Regions from separate parts of the Homo sapiens genome. Here region 1 is linked to region 2. The links are chromatin loops, found by intact Hi-C in ENCODE. Cell type or tissue: transverse colon. All regions are shown on one strand. Each heading gives the region's core, and the rest is flanking DNA. Links, peaks and the distances in the headings are about the cores only. Region 1 overlaps TANC2 (tetratricopeptide repeat, ankyrin repeat and coiled-coil containing 2). Region 2 holds the start of LOC105371856 (a long non-coding RNA gene).

Region 1 (9,735 bases), core at 2,197-4,696, 440 kb before region 2:
ACTATGTCTCCCAGGGTAGGGTGCAGTGGTGTGATCTTAGCTTATTGCAGCCTACGTCTCCTGGGCTCAGGCGATCCTCTCACCTCAGCCTGCTGAGTAGCTGAGACTATAGGCACGTGCCACCATATCCAGCTAATTTTTGTACTTTTTGTAGAGACAGTGTTTCACTCTGTTGTCCAGGCTCATCTCAAACTCCTGGACTCAAGTGATCCACCTGCCTTGGCCTCCCAAAGTGCTGGGATTACAGGTGTGAGCCAACTGTGCCCAGCCAGTTTTCTTTCTTTTAGAGCAGGGGTCTCTAACCCCTGGACCATCATGGCCTGTTTGGAACCAGGGTGCACAGCAGGAGGTGAGTGGCTGGCCAGCCAGCATTACTGTGTGAGCACCTCCTCCTGTCAGATCAGCAGCTTCATTAGATTCTCATAGGAGCTTGAACCCTATTGTGAACTGCTCATGAGAGGGATCCGGGTTGTCCGTCCTTATGAGAATCTAATGCCTGATGATCTGAGGTGGAACAGTTTCATCCCCAAACCATCTCTGCCCCCCTACCCTCTGGAAAAATTGTCTGGAAAAACGTCCCTGTTGCCAAAAAGGTTGGGGACCGCTGTTTCAGAGGACATTTTACTTTGCGTATTTAAGATTCAAGGTAATATTAGATGGAGAACAGGAACTTTGGGTCTGAGTTTTAGAAGGCTAAAGCAGGTTACGCAATTAGTGAAAAAACTTTCTGGGACCTTTTTTTTTCTAGAAGGGTCAAAGTAACTATAATACCATAATTTTTTCTGGAAACAAATTTATTAGGTCAGTTTATTTTAAAAAATCTTTATAAATTATGTGAAAGCTGTGTTTGTGGATATGTCATATAAGTTGTTTTTTTGTTGTGGGCCACACATGACGTATCTTGTTATGTTCGGTCTCTTGTTTGCTCTTGAATAGTTAAAGGTAAGCATTACTAAATTTAAGAGTCAAAATAATTGTGTTAGTGTTCTATTATGCCTTTTCTTCCCCGTAATATCAATTTCTGTCTTTATTCACTACATGGTTTATAGTGCATCTTAAACTCCTTTCTTTGTTTATCAGAACTTAAGAGAGTCTCATGTCACTCATTTAAACTGAGTAGTTGCATTATAGAAATGATCTTGTTGGTGTGTTTTTTTAAAAATCCAATTGCTGAGGAAACACCTTTAGTGTTTTTGTCAACTTTGCCTACATTTCTTCCATTGCGTTGCTTCCAGAGTGATCTTTCTAGATAGTCATTTGATCATGTCACTTTTTTCTTCAGAATCTTTCACTGGCTCCTCATCACTGAATGGATAAAGTGGAAACTCCTTAGCAAACCGTTTAAGGTCCTTAATGATCTGGTCCCTGCCTCCTCTTTAGACTCATTGCCTGCCACTTCTGTCTTCAAAGTGCTTTAGCGGTAGTAAACTGTGTGTGGTTCCTTCAGTATGTAGTATTCTCCTACCTTTTCATGCCTTTATGAAGTTCTTTTTTTCATGGACTACTCCTGCCCTCTCCTTTGTTCTCTGGGCAAACTGCTTCACAGCCATCATGCGTTAGCCCAATGTCTTCCGAGTGAAGAAGGTTTTGCTTACTCCTCCAGGTGGGCTTGGGCATGATGTTCTCTATCTATTCTCCCCTTGCACTTGGTGTATATAGTAGTTGCCGCATTTTTTTTTTTTTTTTTACACGGCGTCTCACTCTGTTGCCTAGGCTAGAGTGTAATGGCGGCCATCTTGACTCACTGCAACTTCTGTCTCCTGGGTTCAAGTGATTCTCCTGCCTCAGCCTCCTGAGTAGCTGGGATCACAGGCATGTGCCACCATGCCCAGCTAATTTTGTTATATTTTTAGCAGAGATGGGGTTTTGCCATGTTGGCCAGCCTGGTCTTGAACTTCTGACCTCGAATGATCGGCCCGTCTCAGCCTCCCAGAGTGCTGGGATTACGGGCATGAGCCACCATACCCGGCCGTAACATATTTTAAATATTTAATATGACTGGTTCATCACTAATGTGTGAGCTTTTAAGCAGGCACTGTGACTTTTCATCTTTTCAGCATCAGTATAGTTAGTACATAGTAGGTGCTCATTATCTACTTATTGAGTGAGGATTGTTGACCGTTATCTCAGTTATGCCTTTGAAACCTCATCTCTTATTGTGGAATTAGAGGAAACTTTAGGCACCAGGAGGTAGGTTTAGAGAAATATACACACCATCTAAAATATTACTCAGAGTAAGTCCTGGACTGTAACTAAAACTAACCCTAAAGATAAACCAGATTTTGTTCTTTTTTATGTTTGCTGGTGGCAAGAGGAAGATGAGAAGATTCTCTGAACTTTAGCCAAATGATTTTCTTTGTACAATGCAAGAGTTGCCAAACTATAGCCCATAGACCAAATCCAGCCCATTGTCTGTTTTTGTATGACCTGCAAACTAAGAATGGTTTTTACAATTTTAAGCAGTTGAAAAGATATCAAAGGAGGAATGATACTTCATGACATATGAAAATTAAAGGAGATTCAAATTTCATTGTCCATAAAGAAAGTTCCATTGGAACTTAGCCATATTCACTTATTTACATATTGGGTATTGGGTGCAGCAGCAGAGTTGACTACTAGTTGCTGTCGAGACCATACGGCCTGCAAAGCCTAAATATTTACTAGCTAGCTCTTTAGAGAATAAGTTTGTCAGTCCTTGGTCTGTTACATAGCCTGTGCCCATTAAGTGTTCGTTGAATATCATGAGTTGGAGATATACCAGCTACTTTTTTGAAGGGCTTCGCAGGGCATAATTCCTTCTATTTACTGAGAAGATTGGCCACTTTGCTTTTGTAATGATTTATCTCACAGGCCCCTGTTGTACCTCTCTGATGACACCCTTATTACATCTAACACTGAATAAGACTCTCACAAAGTGTGTTTCAAGATTCTATTCCTTTTTTTTTCTTTAAAAGGTGGAGAGGAGTTTGGAGAACAGCATGTAGTAGAATGTTTTTCTTCGCTCACATCTCAGTTTCTCATATACATTTTTTGCAATAAAAGATCATTGTTATATTTTTAAAAACCTTGATTTTGTATATTAGTTTGTTAGGCAGACACCTTGTGTGTAAAGTTTAAAAGTTGAGGTGGATTAGTTATGTTGGAAAAACTGGGGTATTTTTATGGAGTGTATTAACATATTCATTCATTTAAATATTTATTGACTACTATGTATAAGTTGTTAATTTTACTACTATTGTCTTTGACTTGGGGATGGAAATTTCATATTCTTCCTTAAAAGCTAAAATTGTAATTCAGAATCCTGTGTCTTACATATTTTTTCTACCCCTGGGAAAAATATAGTTCAAAAACATATGTACCATACTATTAATATTTGCCACTTCCCTGAAGTTCAGTAAGCCAATGATGATAGATTTTACTGTTTTCTTTATGTGGCAAAGTGTTATGAAAAGGCAGTGATTGATATATTCCTTTTCGTAGATATCAGCCAATGTTACAGACATAAAATTCATAAAGAAAAGTACGTAAGCAATAATAGTGGAAAACTTGTCATTCCAAATGGATGATCTTTGGACCAGGTAGCCATTCTTATTTCCTTGTCTGTAATACCATGCTAGCATTATCATATGATGACGTAGCTGATTATAAAGATTGACAACATTAAGAAATATGGCCCCAGTTTTTTACTGCCATGGAAATCCCCTGGTTAATCCAGCCTTATAAGTAGATTATAGTTATTGAACTTGGAAACGAGAGTGGGTATATAGAGATTGTGATTTAGTCATTTTATGCTTGGAGAATGTGCTTCAAATCTCAGATCTCAGGCAATTCTGTCTGCCTAAATGAAGGTAGTCACTTCTTAGCCCTTTATTCCTAATCTTTCATTGGGTGGAGGAATCCCACAATTTCTAGTTGTGGTTGCTGAAATTTGGTAAGGCACAGCTAGTTAGGTTATAGGTTATAGAAACTTGATACATATTTATTGTACTCTGTAATTCTATTTCTGTTCAAATTCCATGGAATCCTCTAGGGCACCCTGGGATTGTGAATTAGTGTGAATGAATGTAAATAGCTTTAGTGGGCCTATGGAATGAAGACTTATTAAACCACATAAATAACCGTCCAACCACATACACCCATATTCTGCCTCAGGATCAGAGAATCAGCTTTTCCATTTTCGGGCTTTTTTTTTTAATTTTTTTTTTTTTTTAATGTAGAGACAGACTTTGTTTGAAAGCTGTTATTCAGACATTCCTATATTATAGGATGACAGTACTGTTGCTCAGTTGTAAGTTTAGAAATTCCAATGATGAGACCAGTATATATTGGAAAGAATATGACTTTATGAGTTTTGAATCATGAAAATGGGTTTGAATTACTGCTCTGTCACTAATTGTATGAGGGGCCAAAAATCTATCTCACAGGGTTTTTATGATGATGAAATGAAAAATATCTTGGTGAAAATCCTTAGGACGATGTCTAGTACTTAATAAATGGTAATTTTTATTAGCCTGTGGAAAGTATCCTAAATTTTTCTTTTTTGATATATGCCAGCTCCTCCCAATTTTTTACTGGCATTGTCACTCCAGCTTTTCTTTGTTATCTTGTCTTGATTTCCTTTTCAGCCTTGCAAGGCATTTTAGAAACCCATGGTAGTTTGGATACTGATTTATTTTATTCATATCCTTAAATTTTCTTTTGTGAAGTATTTGATAAAAGCTGAGAGAAAGAGTTTTTGAATAACTGTAAACCGAAAAACTCAGATACTGCTGGGCCTACTCTTTTTATGCATTTTTTTTGGACTATTTCTTTTGAACACTACTAACTTGACAAAAATTAATTTTAATCCTTTCTATAAAATCTCAAATCATAGTGTTTCTTGAGATGCGCCCCTTGACAGCTTTTCTTCAGTTTGATTATGTAAACAGTTTTAACTTCTACAAATATCTTTTTTTGTGAATAATAACTTGAACTTTGCTCCTTACACCCCTACCCCCAGCCAGTGCCTCAGGTTGACAGCTTTTTGTAATCTTTCTTTTTTGAAACATTGTATGTGACAGTCAGTCAAGGTGGACTGCTTGGAGGGTTTGTCTGGTTTTTTTTTTTTTGATATCTACCTACTTAATAAAAAAGGGACTTATCTATTTACAGTGTAAAATAATATATTGGAAAATTTTGCCCCTTTTTCTGTGGTATAATCAGTTAACTATTTAGAATCTTGTAAAAAATAAAGTAGAGGTTCCTCTTCAAAGAAACTTTCCTCCCCGTCTAATTAGGAATAAATAGTAACTTCTCTTAGAAGCAAAATTTATTCAAAGATCCGTGCTAACATTCTTAAATACTACCTGTAATAAAAAAAATTAATGTACTTTATATTCTTAGCTCTCACAATTTAGCCTAAATACTTGCCCTGGCATGCTTATACTGGTCCAAGAAAGCATTAGGTCGTAGCTTGTTCCTCTTCCTTATTTGGAAGTATTTTTACCTTTCTTAGCATTCCACAAGTTACTTCCTCCTTCCTTTGTTCTCCTCTGCCTTTGCCTCTTTTAAAAAGTTCCAAGTCGCTAGCCAATCGTGACAAATACAGAATGTGAGGTCCCGTTCCAGCCGATGGAAACCAGACACAGCAGTAAGGTGGACGCGTCAGGTTATAAATGACCCTGTCTCCTTTGTTCCATGCACTCTTGTGGCAAAACTGTTGGCGAGTGTACCCTTTCTGCAGAAAGTAAAAATGGCCTTGCTGAGAGAATTAAATTTATGTTCAAGTGCTATTTCTTTGCAGCCCCAGGGAACAAGCATTCTGTTTCTACATAAACATTTTTGACATATAACAATCCCATTTTTCCCTAAGCTTCAGTTATTTCTGTAGCACTTTGTCAATTTCTGCTTATCTGTGTATCTTTAGTATAATTATTGAATCTTTTTCTTTAAATGAACTTGACTCATTTTCTCTTAGTTTCATCTTTAGTTTTCCTGATCTTTATAAACTGATAAGTTTGTGCTAGTTATAAACTAAAGAATAGTTCATCCTGAAGACATTTCACTTAATGCACTTGGGAAAGACTACTTATATGCAAATTTGGTTCCAGATTGGATTGTTTTGAATTTTAAAATAACTTCATATAATGAGTCTTCTCCTTGCTTTAGATAATTTAATTGTTTTTGTCTTTGGATATGTTAAATGTAGGCATTTATTGGTTGTCAACAAATGTTAATTGTCATTACTTATAATGGGCAGCTGGGGTATTTCTCCCCTATCCCCTAACATTCTACCTATTTTTTTTTAATTACAAAAGTAATATTCTCCCCATCCCCTAACATTCTACCTATTTTTTTAAATTACAAAAGTAATACATCTGCTTGCAACCACTAAAATAAACAAACTCTAGGAGTCAATAAAGAAAAAGTTGATATTTTCCTCTCCCCTCGGGTTTCTCCCTTCTCTAGTTATATTCCTTGGAGTAGCCAACGTTAACCAACACTTTGATAAGGAGTATTTTTTCAGTGTGTTTCTCTTTGCTCAAAAATATATAAGCATATACACATAAATATACAGGCTTCTTGTTTTTCTAATTAAATAGGGATCATATTATTTATTGCTTAGTAACATGTATTACTCATTTAACAATATATCATGGCTATCACTTCAGTTCAGTAAATGGAACTCTAATTTTTAAAAGCTGAATAATATTTTATAGTACACTGTACCATAATTTATTATGTTATTTCCCAACTGATGGATGTTAAGATTGTTTCCTTTTTTTGCTATTATAAACATTAGTTCACTCTTATGACTAGAGAAGCAAACATTTGAAATAAAGTATTAGCAAAATAAATCTAGCCACGTGTTTAAAAGGTAATACACTATGATCAAGTAGAGTTTATTGCAGGAAGGCAAGGGCATTAAAATATTAAAATATTGTATAATATTAACACATTCTGAGATAAAAACTACATGATTATTTCTCTTTTTTTGGGGAGAGTTAGGGGCTTCGTATTGTATTTATACAAAATAGCATAGGGAGATGCCTGCCCATGTGGACAGCAGTCCAAGTTTTATACAGTTCTTTGGTCTTAAAAGTTGATAGACAAAAGTCTTTATTCTGGGGTCTTTAGAGGGGACTCTATGGGTCCTGTGCCTTGGCCTTGACCTCGTTACTGGCCATTGGTTGCCAAAGCTTAGTATGTTGACAGTATGGACAGCTGGGAAAGAGACTGGGATGGATGGTGTGGGTGATATCCAGTTCAGGGCTGGTACCTTTTAAGAGTACCAATTTGATTACTTTGGGCTTGAGGAGCACCTTTTTGGCCTCTGTATAGGTGCTCATTGCCTTGGAAATGTTGGCCTGAATCTTTTCGAGGACTTTTTTGTTGGGCTTGTTGGCAGAATTATGCATTCCTTAGAATCTGAATGTCTTGAAGCCATTTCTGTGCCATTTTCAGGACTGGTCTTCTGTGATATTGTTCTTGGATTTGGCCATATCTGTACTGCTGGCTGCAACTGTGGGAGTTGTGGAGACTGGAAAAAAGAGCCCCATGTTGATTTCAATAGATGCCAGCAAAGCATTTAATAAAATTTTGGAATAATTTCCCCAGAATGTATATGGCATAATTTCCTAATCCTTACTTGAATGAAGATGTCTTTTATCTTGATTAGTGAAAGGTATTTTGACCAGACATAGTATTCATGGATCATAATCCTTTTTTTTCATGCAGCATGTACACGTTATACCACTGTCTTCAAGCCTTTTGTGCAGATGAAAAGTCTGATTCTCCTTTCTTTATAAGTGTCTTCTATACATGCAGTTTTACCATCCTTATATGCCCTGAGATTTTCAGGTTTAATCTCACGGTATACTTTATCCCTTTTATATCATGAGAAACCCAATGCTGCCAGTAATTCCTGTCTTTATAGTTCTGTGTTTCTGCCTTTCTGACCCCAGTTTTTTCTCTTTTTTTGGTCTTATTCTTTAAAGTAAAGATCTTTTACCTTATTTTGCAATAGCATGTTAACAGTTTTGGTCTGTTATATGGGCATGTCTTTCTGGCATGCCTTCATTGTCTGTAGGGATATTCTACTCCTATTCTCTCATTTCTTATACTAGCAACTTCGTATGAGATTAACCTTGATACTTTTCTGGGACTCATTTTTATTTGAAATAAATTTTAAAAATATTTTAGAGTGTGGCTGGGTTTAGGAAAGCATTTTTTAAATTTACAGAGCTTTCTCTTCTCTTGCTTTTCTGTACTTTTAAAAAATGTGGCAAGGCAGGGCACGGTGGCTCACGCCTTTAGTAATCCTAGTATTGGGAGGCTGAGGTGGGAGGATTGCTTGAGGCCAGGAGTTTGGACCAGTCTGGGCAACAAAGTGAGACTTTGTATCCACAAAAAATTTTAAAAATTAGCTGGGTGTGGTGGCACATGCCTGTGGTCCCAGCTACATGGGAGGCCGAGGCAGGAGGATAGCTTGAGCCTGGGAGGGTCTAGGCTGCAGTGAGTCGTGTTAGCACCACTGCAACTCCAGCATGGGCAACAGAGTGAGACCCTGTCTCAAATAAATAAATGAATGAATGAGTGAATGGCAGCTTGCTTTCTGAGATTTCCTGGCCTTATTCTCCTCCACTAGTTTGGCTTGAACCTTCTCTTTCCTTCGTCTCTCTTGTCTGACCCCAGTTTTCACCACTGTGTGACTCTGAAACCTTTCCTCTGTGCCTTTTAGAGTTTATTGTCAGTCACCTGTAAAACACCGTTTCTTTTTAACCTCTTCTCTAAACAATACCTTGATTTCCTTACTGTACCTGAAACTGAGCTCTCTTCCTGAGGGCACTCCTTCCCCTGAAGAGTTCTTTAGTGGTGGCTCCTCCTATTGGGAACAGAGATGTTCTGTTTGTTTCTTATTGCTGCATCTAGACTTCTGGGCTCTCTCCCACTACTCCAGTCATGTAGTTGTTGGTGATTTCAGGATCCATACAGATGCTTTTCATATAGGTTATCTGTAATCTGAAAATCCAAAATCTGAAATGCTCTAAAATTAGAAACTTTTTGAGTGCTGACATGACAACTCAAAGGAAATGTTCATTGGAAGATTTCAGGTTTTCAGATTTGGGATGCTCTGTGGTACATATATTCCAAAATCTGAAAAAAATTTGAAATCTGAGACACTTCTGGCCCAAAGCATTTTGGGTAAAGAATACTTAACATGCAATACTCTGGCTTCCTGACTTCCTCTCCTCCATTGATTTATCTTAGCCATTCAACTCTGTGGCATATCCTGTGCAGATGCTTTTAAACTCTCAGGGCATCTGCATTAACTGGGGAGCTTTGAAAAACTATAGATGCCTAGGACTCACTCCCAGAGATTCTGATTTCTTTATCAGTTTCTGACATTTTACTCTCCACCTACCACCTCCTATTTTTCTGGCTTACTTCTAGTACCCAAGAGTCTTAATTCTTTCATCTCACTGGGACTTTCTCATTTGCCACCTTTTCTGTTACATCGTACCCTCATATCCTCATTTCCTTTTCCAACTAGCTGAGTTCCCAAAGCCTGTCATTACACTTGCTCTTCTGAGTCTACTTTCAACCCTCTTGACTTCTCTCCCTGAGTTGTTCTTGCTTGGCCAAACCTTGATGAAAACCAACTCCATCTGTTTTATACCTGTATACTTGTAGGTGAATATGGCTCGAGCAAACAGCTATGTTGACTTTCAATTCTTGGCTAGTACTTAATGACTT
Region 2 (9,735 bases), core at 4,306-6,805:
TGGGCTCAAGCGATCCTCCCATCTCATCCTCCCATCTCAGCCTTCCTAGTAGCTAAGACTACAGGCTCACACCACCACCACACCTGGCTAATTTTTTAGTTTTTTGTAGAGACAGTCTCACCATGTTGCCCAGGCTGGTCTCAGATTTCTGGCCTCAAGCAGTCCTCCCACCTCGGCCTCCAAAAGTGCTGGGATTATAGGTGTGAGTTACTGCACCCAGCCAAATATTTATTTTTTTAATTGACAAGTAAAAATGGTATATGCAGTTATGTATCACTTAACAAAGGGGAGATGTTCAGAGAAATGCATTCCAAGAATTGTGTCCTTAGGTGATTTTGTCATTTGTAAACATCATAGAGTGCACTTACACAATCCTAGATGGTATAGCCTACTACACACCTAGGCTGTATAGTATAGCCTGGTGCTCCTAGGCTACAAACCTGTACAGCGTATTAACTGCACTGAGTTACTGTAAACAGTTGTAACACAGTGGTATTTGTGTAGCTAAACATATCTAACCATAAAAAGGAACAGTATTTATGGTGTACAACATGATGTTTTGATGCAGGCTGTATATCCCTTATCTGAAATGCTTAGTTATATATCGCTTATCTGAAACACTTCTGTTGGGATTTTATTTTTTGCATTTTGAAGTATTTGCATTATACTTACTGGTTGAGCATTTCTAATCCAAAAATGTGAAATCCAAAATGCTGCAATGAGTATTTCCTTTGAGTGTCATGTTGGTGCTCAAAAAGGTTCAGATTGTGGAGCATTTCTGAAATCAGATTTTCAGATGAGGGATACTCAAGCTGTATATGTATACATTGTGGAATGGCTAAATCAAGCTACTTAATGTGTGCATTACCTTACACACTTTTTTCTTCTGGTGAAAATGCTTAAAATGTACTTTCACAACAGTTTTCAAGTATATATTGTTATTAACTATCACTATGACTATAGTTAACTATAGAGTAGATTTAGTGTACTAGTTAGTAACTAGTACCGTAGATCTCTTGAACTTATTTCTTCTTTCTAAGTGAATTTTGTGTCTTTGACCAACATCTCTCCAATCCCCCCCCCCCATCTCCTAGTTTCTGGTAACCACCATTTTATTCTTTGATTCTATGAATTTAACTTTATTAGATTAAACTCTAGATTTCTTTCTTGTCCTGGGCTCAGTGTCCTCTCGTGTTTATTTCCCCCACCTGGGGAGGGAGAAGGGGCCCTGGCATCGTGATCAATGACAAACATGTCCTGGGCTCCTATTTGATGAGACTGTCTCAAGGAGTTAGCACTATTATCAATGGAAGGCTTCTGCTCAGCTCAGAAAACATTCACCGAACTCTGGTGCAGTGAGGGCCGAGGCAGGTGGATCACTTGAGGTCAGGAGTTCAAGACCAGCCTGGCCAACATGGTGAACCCCATCTCTACTAAAAATACAAAAATTAGCCAGGCATGGTGGTGCATGCCTTTAATCCCAGCTACTTAGGAGGCTGAGGCAGGAGAATTGTCTGAACCCGGGAGGTGGAGGTTGCAGTGAGCCAAGATTGGGCCACTGCACTCCAGCCAGGGCAACGGAGCAAGACTCCATCTCAAAAAAAAAAAAAAAAAAAAAAAAAAAAAGAAGCAGAAGAAAATGCTCATTGAGAATTTATTACATGCAAATAGTATACATAAAAAGAAATAATGGAATAAGTTGACTTATGTTAAGCATACTTAAGATGAGGTAGCAGTGAACTGTGAGAAGCTTCTTAGAGGCAGGAGGATGGAGATAGTTCCTAGAGAATGAGAAGTGAGGCAAGTCATGGGGGAAGAAAAGCTCTTCCACACATGGAGCAGCATGACCAAGAGTGAGGATGCAGGAGGATTTACGGGAGATCCGAGAGGCAGAGAGTGAGGATGCGGGAGGATTGACGGGAGATCCGAGAGGCAGTGAGCACATCCATTTGGCCAAAGTGGAGGATTCTCACAGGGGAATAATAAAACAGGTATAGAGAGTAATTAGGAATAGACTGTGGATGACCCTGAATACTCAGTAAAACGACTGGAATCTGTTTTATTGAAAGCTTATAGGATGAACTTTTAACAGTTGAGATACAACTGGCATACCAGCATCAGTCTTAAAATGGAAATAGTCCAGAAACGAGCAGTGTTCTTTGCAGGAGCATGCCCCTTCAGCGTACTTCCCCTCCTGCTGTGTGATTCCATGTCTCCTCAGCCCTGTGCTATCACTTGCCTTTGCAGGTGCCTCCATTGCTCTTATGGACAAAGAAGGATTGACAGCCCTCAGCTGGGCTTGTTTGAAGGGCCATCTCTCAGTAGTACGTTCTCTGGTGGATAACGGAGCTGCCACAGACCATGCTGACAAGAATGGCCGTACCCCACTGGATCTGGCAGCTTTCTATGGCGATGCTGAGGTGGTAAGTACCTTTAAACAAGCCTCAAGAGAGCAGAGAGAGGGGCTATTCTCCATCCATACTACCTGGGGTTGAAAGTGGAGTGATGTATTGATGATTCCTGATACAGAGCTCTCAGATCTATACTTGCTAGAGAGCAAGAATATTCAAAATGCTGTTAAAGATCAAGGATATAGCTAAGGCCTGAAATACATGGCAGCATAGCCTGGGGTAGGCCAGCAGTTGAAAAAGGGCAGGCAGCAGCCAGAGCCCTCGGTGGAACAGTGCTGAGCCATTACGCCTGTCCTAACTTCTCTGCTTGATCCGTGTCCTAGGTCCAGTTCCTGGTAGATCATGGGGCCATGATCGAGCACGTTGACTACAGTGGAATGCGCCCTTTGGATAGGGCAGTGGGGTGCCGGAACACTTCTGTTGTTGTCACTCTTCTGAAGAAAGGAGCCAAGATAGGTAGGAGAAGGGAAGAGGATGTTGGCCATCTGTGCCCAGGGGCCAGACTGGTCCAGTGGTCTGGCTGCCCTGGGTATTTGGTGTGAGTGTATATAGTTCCCCCTCCTCCCTGGCCCAATTATTGTCCAAGTGAACAGAGAGGCTCTTGGCCCAGGGAAAGCGCCATCTGAGCCATGGTCTGCAGTCCCCTGTGTCCAGAACCACGTGGTTCTCTACCATGTCCCTTGTAGCCTTAGCCAGGAGGCTGCTCTGGCCTTAAGCACCTCTCAGCACTGCCTCTGTTCCAGCCCCACTCTATCAGCATCCTGGATCTCTGCGCTGCCGTGAGCCTTTGCTTTCCCTTGCTCTGAATGTGCTTCAGACTCAAGTCCCTGCTGCCGCTGTCCCAGCTGCTCCCCAAGCCCACAGACCTATAGACGAGGGTTGGCTGATATGCTGGCTTTGTGCTGCCTGCCTCTCACTGCTGCTTTTTCCTTCTTTTTTTTTTTTTCACCTTCATCCATTTTTTTTTCCTCTCCTACAACTTTTTGTTTTCTCCTTTCTTTGAAGGTTGTCAGACGTTACCGAGTCGCCCACGAGGTATATTTCACCGCTGTCAGCATCAGGCGTGGTCTGATGGCTTGGTCAGCTTTGCCTTCTCCTCTTTGGTTTAGCCTGCATGAGTTCCCTACACCTCTAATCTTTTAATTTACTTCACCTTAAAAGAAGATTTTTTTTAATGACTGTTGTAGAGAATAACTTGAACTTTTGATAACTAACCTTGAAAAGCATAGTTTGTAAATAATTCAGGCATTTGTAAACTAATCAATTTAACCTTTTCTTTCTTTTTGTGGGTAAAGTCATCCTCAGTAATGTTGGTTTGTTTCACATCTGATTGACATTCGAACTGTGCTCCTGCTTCAAAGTGAATCCCGGGGAGTCCTAGTTGGTACTTATCATTTAAGGGAAACTTTAGAGTTATCAGTGGTTTCCCTTCTGCAAAGTACATATTTTAAAGTTAAGAGGCTAAACATCTGGGGGTTTTGAGTCCCAAATCCAAAATAAATTACCCTTTTTGGACTTTTCAAATCCTGTGGTAATGTTTAATATAAATCCTTCCTCCCAATTCCTTATTTAAAATAATTCCAAACTGAGCCATTGCTTGCCCACATGCAGCACGCAGGCTTTGCTGCCCTCGCGTGGGGCAGGCTCACATGGTTCAAGTATTCTTATTTTAAGGTGAATACAAATCCAATGCAGCTTCTTGGCAGTGGGAGTTACTAAAATACTCCCAGGTCTAAAAGATGAGGTACTAATTGTGGAGCAAGTTGTTCTCTCAGCAGAAATTCCCCTAGGGTATTTTTTTCACCTAGCTTCCTACCACCCTTACATTGTATGAGTTTTTTACCCATCATGCATCCTGTACACTACAGGTCCAGCCACATGGGCGATGGCCACCTCCAAGCCAGACATCATGATCATCCTGTTGAGCAAGCTGATGGAAGAGGGGGACATGTTTTATAAGGTGAGGGGAGGGAGGGACACAGTTTCTTCAGAACAGCCACTGACTGTTTTCCATGTGTAGAATCTTACAAAGTCTTGATAATTCTCATCCTTTGCGTAGAGGCAAAGGGAAACTACTGTTCCTCAGTGATGGCCTCATATGTTGGGGATCCTGGGGTTCTGCCTTACCAAGAGAGCAAGAGTAGCCTATAGTTGCCTGCAGCTGATCAATCTAAAGCCCTGGTTTCACCTGGTCACTCACCCATGGTTTTGTCGATTTTTACATGGAATCTGTTAGGTAGGATCTGGAAACTCATGAGACAAGTCAAAGTAAAATTATGTAGTATAGCTATTTCCAGTATGTTGATCCTAGCTTTCATATGTCATAATATATACATAGATTAAAAAGTATATAGTAACAATAGCTTATCAGCATCCTTGAATAAGATAAGGAAACCAAGACAAATAGCAATTATAAGATTTGTTTGAAATCATTCACTGAATGACAATAACAAAAACTGTGGAGGCTTTTTGTACTCACAGTCCAAGCTGAAGGCTCCATACCCTGACACAAATGAATTCCTTGGTCTATTACATGTCAAAGTCATCGCACTGGATCAGCTGGATTACCCTGTCCCGAAGCTTCATACAAATCCAACCCAGTTTTTGGCAGCAGTCATCACTGACACTTCCCCAAGACTAAAAGATAAGGAGAAATAGTTGTGAAGCATATTATTCTCACCTGTGTCAGGAGTGTACAAGTTCCTAGGAGCAGAATTCTATCTTCTAAGTACCCTTTGAATGAGTCACGGTAATCTAGGACTCCCAGGCTTTCAGGAAGCTTAAGCCCTGGCCCAACCTTGATTTTACGTGACTTCATAGAAGGTCCTCATTACCCTAGATGTCATATTTATGGACTTCACAATGGCATTACTCTCAGATTATGTCCTGGTTATAGCATAACTTCTGGTATTCTGAGGCGAGGAGTCCTCTTAATGAAAATATGCAGTGCCATTATTGTTCCCCTCAGAATTCTACCTTGAAAGACTCCAAATCTCTCCTTAGTGAATGGTGCTAAGGGAAAAGTAAAAGACTGGGATCCCTGTGGAGTTGTAACTATAGAGAAGGAATAGAGTGGATAAAGATCAGCTAAAGGGGTGGGAGATGCCGCCTGCATCTTTCTGGTCTCAGCTTATAGATTTTCAGATACAAAGTGGAAGAAAAGTTCAAGGTCGCTGTGGCCAGATCTCTAAATTGGTCATAGATTTACTTCCTCTTGGATAATCCCTCCTGCAACATCAGATGGAATCACAAACTCTAAACTTCACTTTTCTACTGCCACCCTACTCCATGCCTTTCCAAAAATGGGGAACACTGATTGGTATTATTTTATGCCATGAGATTAGGGAAGCAACTGCTAGACTGCTTTAGCTCCCACATCCTTCATGAGGAAGAGAGTGACTTCTAGAGGGCTGGCCAGGTGGAGCGTCAGACCAAAAAAACAGTTCTCCAGACAAGCCAGAAATTAAGGAGGAAGTAATAACTTTGGAGTGCTTGGGGTTAGGAAGTCATATGTGTTATAGAGAGCAAAGGAACTTTGAAATGAGCATGGTCAGCCTCTTTGGAATCCAGTTGGGAAGTCAGGGTCCAGGGCCTTCCATTTGCCAAGGCTTTGCCTCCCTGGCTTGTATCTTGGGTATCCCCTCAACCTTGCCTTTCCTGCCAGGTGAGTTTCCTATAGAAAAGACTAGACCCTTCTGCCCTCACCATCAGGGCCAGAACTCCTCTCTAGGCTGGCGTTTGGGAGGGTTAGCCCTTAGTAACAGCTGCTGAGAAGAAGAAGGGAGTGGGGACCACACTTCCTCAGCTGTTCAGCAGACCAACTGTGTGTTTCGCCATCTTGTGCTCCCATTAGAAAGGTAAAGTAAAGGAAGCTGCCCAGCGCTACCAGTACGCCCTGAAGAAGTTCCCTAGAGAAGGGTTTGGTGAGGACTTGAAAACTTTCCGGGAACTAAAGGTGTCTCTCCTCCTCAACCTCTCTCGGTGTCGCAGGAAAATGAACGTAAGTCCCTGTCACCCCAACTCCTTTCTGCAATCCTGGTAGCTGATAGCCTGTGTCACTCACTAGCTTTTACCAGGCCCCTGAAATCCTCCTCTGCCCCATTTGGAACTTGGTTGTCCTTCACAGAGCACTGACATTTGCAATTTGAAAGAAATCAAGTCTAAGTACAATCTGTATCTCAAACTGTACAGAAATTAATGCTGCGAGTACTTTGCAGCTTTCTGAATGTTCATAATTTAACTGAAAGTGATGAGAATACCATCTTTCCCACCCCCATACCACCAAGTCAGTGTTCTGGTCTTTGGGAAAATGTGAGAGCAGTGGTCACTAGAATTCCAGTTGCAATTAGATGTGAATTGTAGTCATTACTCTCAGGTATATTCCCTTATCATTTGAAGAAGGGCTAAGGAGAGGGCTTGGACCATGGTCTTGAAGGTTTAATTTCTGAGGCTATCGAACTTTTCGCCTCTTTCCTCATCTTTGTATCCCAGCATGCTATGTCCCTTCTTGTCCTAGGGGGAATCTCAGAACTCCCCCTGGACCTTTATCGTCTCCCTGGTAAGCCACGGTCCTTCCTGCCTACCTTGCAGACCCATCTCACATGTCCCCAGACACTGCTCCCTCAGCCACTGCCCTTTAACGTGAAGACACTCCAAGCCAAGAACCCTCTCTCAGGTTTTGGAAATAGCTAAGATTGTGTCAGGAGTCTCTGACATCTACCTGCCTGAGGTCTCACAGTTCCTCAGGAGATAAAAATAATCCAAGCCAAACAGATGTATTGATCAATTAAAAACTCAGCTGGACAGAAGCAAGATTTGAACCTCATGGCCAGGGATCTTCCAGAAAGATTTGTGTGTGTAACCTTTAGATCATCCATTCCAGACCCTAAACCCTGACACTGGAAGGAACCTGAGTTAAACCTGACTGTCTCAGAGAACATAGCCATGACCTTCAGAGGCAGAGTTAAACCTGACTGTCTCAGAGAACACAGCCATGACCTTCAGAGGCAGAGTTAAACCTATCTCAGAGAACACAGCCATGACCTTCAGAGGCAGAGTTAAACCTGACTGTCTCAGAGAACACGGCCATGGCCCTCAGAGGCAGAGTTGCTCCAGGGTGCTGAGGGAAGTGGGGATGTGGAAGAGGCCCCCCAACCCCGGGAAGGGAGAAGGTGGCGGTCTCGGGAGACAGATTTTCATGCTCTTGGGGTCTCCTGTGAAATGAAAGGAACAGCACCAAGGCCTCCCCTGCACCAGCCGATGAGGATGAGGCAAAGCTCAGAAGTTGCTGCCAACCCACTGATCTCTTTTCCCTACCAAATAATAGACTTTTTAAAAATGCCCTCATATTTTTAGGAATAATGATGGTCCCAAAAGAACAAATAAAAGGGTAAGGCTGGAAGCAGAGCAGGGAGAGGGTGACCCATAAAAGCTGAAATTCTTTCTAGCTCCACATTTGTTCAGAAGCGGTTGTTAATCACCTCCTGGGCCAATACTGTGCCAAACACCAGACGTCTGTCTTCTTAGGTAGAGGATTTCCCATCAACTTTTAAAAAATTTTTTTACCTATGCCCCAGGGCCTTTGTTCTGCCCAAGGCCTTGTTTTCTGCCTTAGGACTCATGACCATAACCAGAGGCTACCATGCTATACTGTGGCTTTGACACTAAAAGAAGGGGAAAGCCTTCTCTTTTAGCTTAGTATTTAAGGGAATACTGAAAACCATAGGCTGCCTAGTCGGCGTTGTTCCCCACCCCACCCCCCAGTCTCTGTTTCCAGGGGTTCTCAGGAATGACATGCCTGTGAGCGTGTTCCTCTAGGGAGAGCACAGACCTCAGTCACAGCTGGGGTCTTCTCTTGTTTTGTTTTATTTTTAATTTTAAGTGTTTCCTAAGTAAGGAACCAGTTAAAAAAAGGAACAGATCAGAGAAGCCTCTGTGAAATAGAAAGAAAACGATAATTAATGAGCACCTACTATGTGCCGGGAACTGTGCAGGGCTTTTAAATACTGTATCACACTTGATCCTACCCCCGGGGTAGGTATGGATGAGAAAATACACTATACACTTGGGGGTTATGAAGCTGGTCAGAGAATTGAACCCAGGTCTGTCTGACACCCCCTCTCCCTCTAGTCTCTGTAGTCAGTGCAGTTTCCTTTACAGACGTCATCCTCCCGGACTTTACAGGACACCTTCTCACCTGTCCCTTAGAAAGCCACAGTGTAGTGCATGTAGCAGGAAGGTGTGGGGCTCAGACCAGGGTCCACGTGAAATGTGGACATGTGTGCGTTTGCCTCCTACATGCATGGATAACTTCAGGAGCTTCACTGGAAAGGGTTGGTGTTTGGCTTCCGGGCTGAGAACTTTATTAGAAAGGCAAAAAGAGGGAAAATTAAAACTATTTTAATATTCTGGGCAGATAAAGTCCAGTGAGCAGTCGCAGCGCTACACAGGACAAAGGCAGAAGGAACTTTCAGTCCACAGGCCACGCGGCTTGAGCCATGTCAGGCACGTCTAGCGTCCCAGGCGTTCCATCCATGAATGTCAAAAAATGTACAAATAATTTGTTTTATTCCCAAGTTGTCTATTTTTTATATCTCATCAATGACTCATTTGCACACCTATTGTAATGACAGGATTTTGGAATGGCGGAGGAATTTGCTACTAAGGCCCTGGAGCTGAAACCGAAATCTTATGAAGCTTACTATGCGAGAGCAAGGGCAAAACGCAGCAGCAGGTGAGGAGAGAGAGAGAGGGTGAAAGCAAGAGGTCTCTTTTCTGAAAATTTGGCCAAGGCAGCGTCGGCCACCCTGGGGCATATGTACCCAAATACATCTCTGTCCTTGAGAACTGTCAGGGCCAAGCTTTGGGGATGGCTCCCATAGCACAGCCCTCAGCTCAAGATCAGCAAATCTGCTGGGCTGTGGAGGCCACGAATGTTTCACTTCGGGAGAAAAACACTTTTTCACTGGAGAATGGCAGCTTCTTCCAAGAAGCCTCTGCCGTATCTCAGGCATTTTTCAACCCCCAGAGCAGCTAGCACAAAGAGACAACGGCGACTTAAAGAAATCACTTAAGCAGAGCACCCCACCCCCGCTTTAGAGGGAAAGTAGGATGGTTCACTTAACATCACAGGTTCCTCTTCCTTCTCCCATAGGCGTTTGAGGAATCCCGGATTAGTTAGTCTTCCCTCTGGGGCTCTCCTCAAGTCTGGTGGCATCAGACCCCCTTCCACCTAAACCATCACCCACCACACACACACAGAGTCAAGAGGTCCTTGCTGCCAGGATGGAGAGGACCCTCTAAGAGAACACCATTCCACATTCCT

Evidence for each region. Peaks named below come from ENCODE experiments on the same cell type or tissue, not always from the same donor. Only the 100,000 strongest peaks of a DNase experiment are listed, where the experiment ranks them.
Region 1: it touches region 2 in a loop (4-fold over the local background); 19 of 110 quality-filtered maps call a loop at or near these places.

The regions. Positions count from the first base shown.
Region 1 is chr17:62,971,361-62,981,095 of GRCh38, forward strand. All of the region lies in intron 1 of TANC2 (tetratricopeptide repeat, ankyrin repeat and coiled-coil containing 2), which reads left to right. Among named protein-coding and RNA genes, the nearest start is that of TANC2, 10 kb to the left of the region's middle. In transverse colon, for the core only: no CTCF peak of the experiment used is centred there; no DNase peak of the experiment used is centred there.
Region 2 is chr17:63,409,264-63,418,998 of GRCh38, forward strand. It overlaps TANC2 (tetratricopeptide repeat, ankyrin repeat and coiled-coil containing 2), which reads left to right. Exons shown (of 28, transcript NM_001394998.1): 22 at 2,248-2,423; 23 at 2,735-2,867; 24 at 3,417-3,446; 25 at 4,280-4,371; 26 at 6,265-6,411; 27 at 9,044-9,144. LOC105371856 (a long non-coding RNA gene) reads right to left here and starts at 5,167. Exons shown (of 4, transcript NR_188626.1): 1 at 5,144-5,167; 2 at 4,891-5,048. In transverse colon, for the core only: no CTCF peak of the experiment used is centred there; no DNase peak of the experiment used is centred there.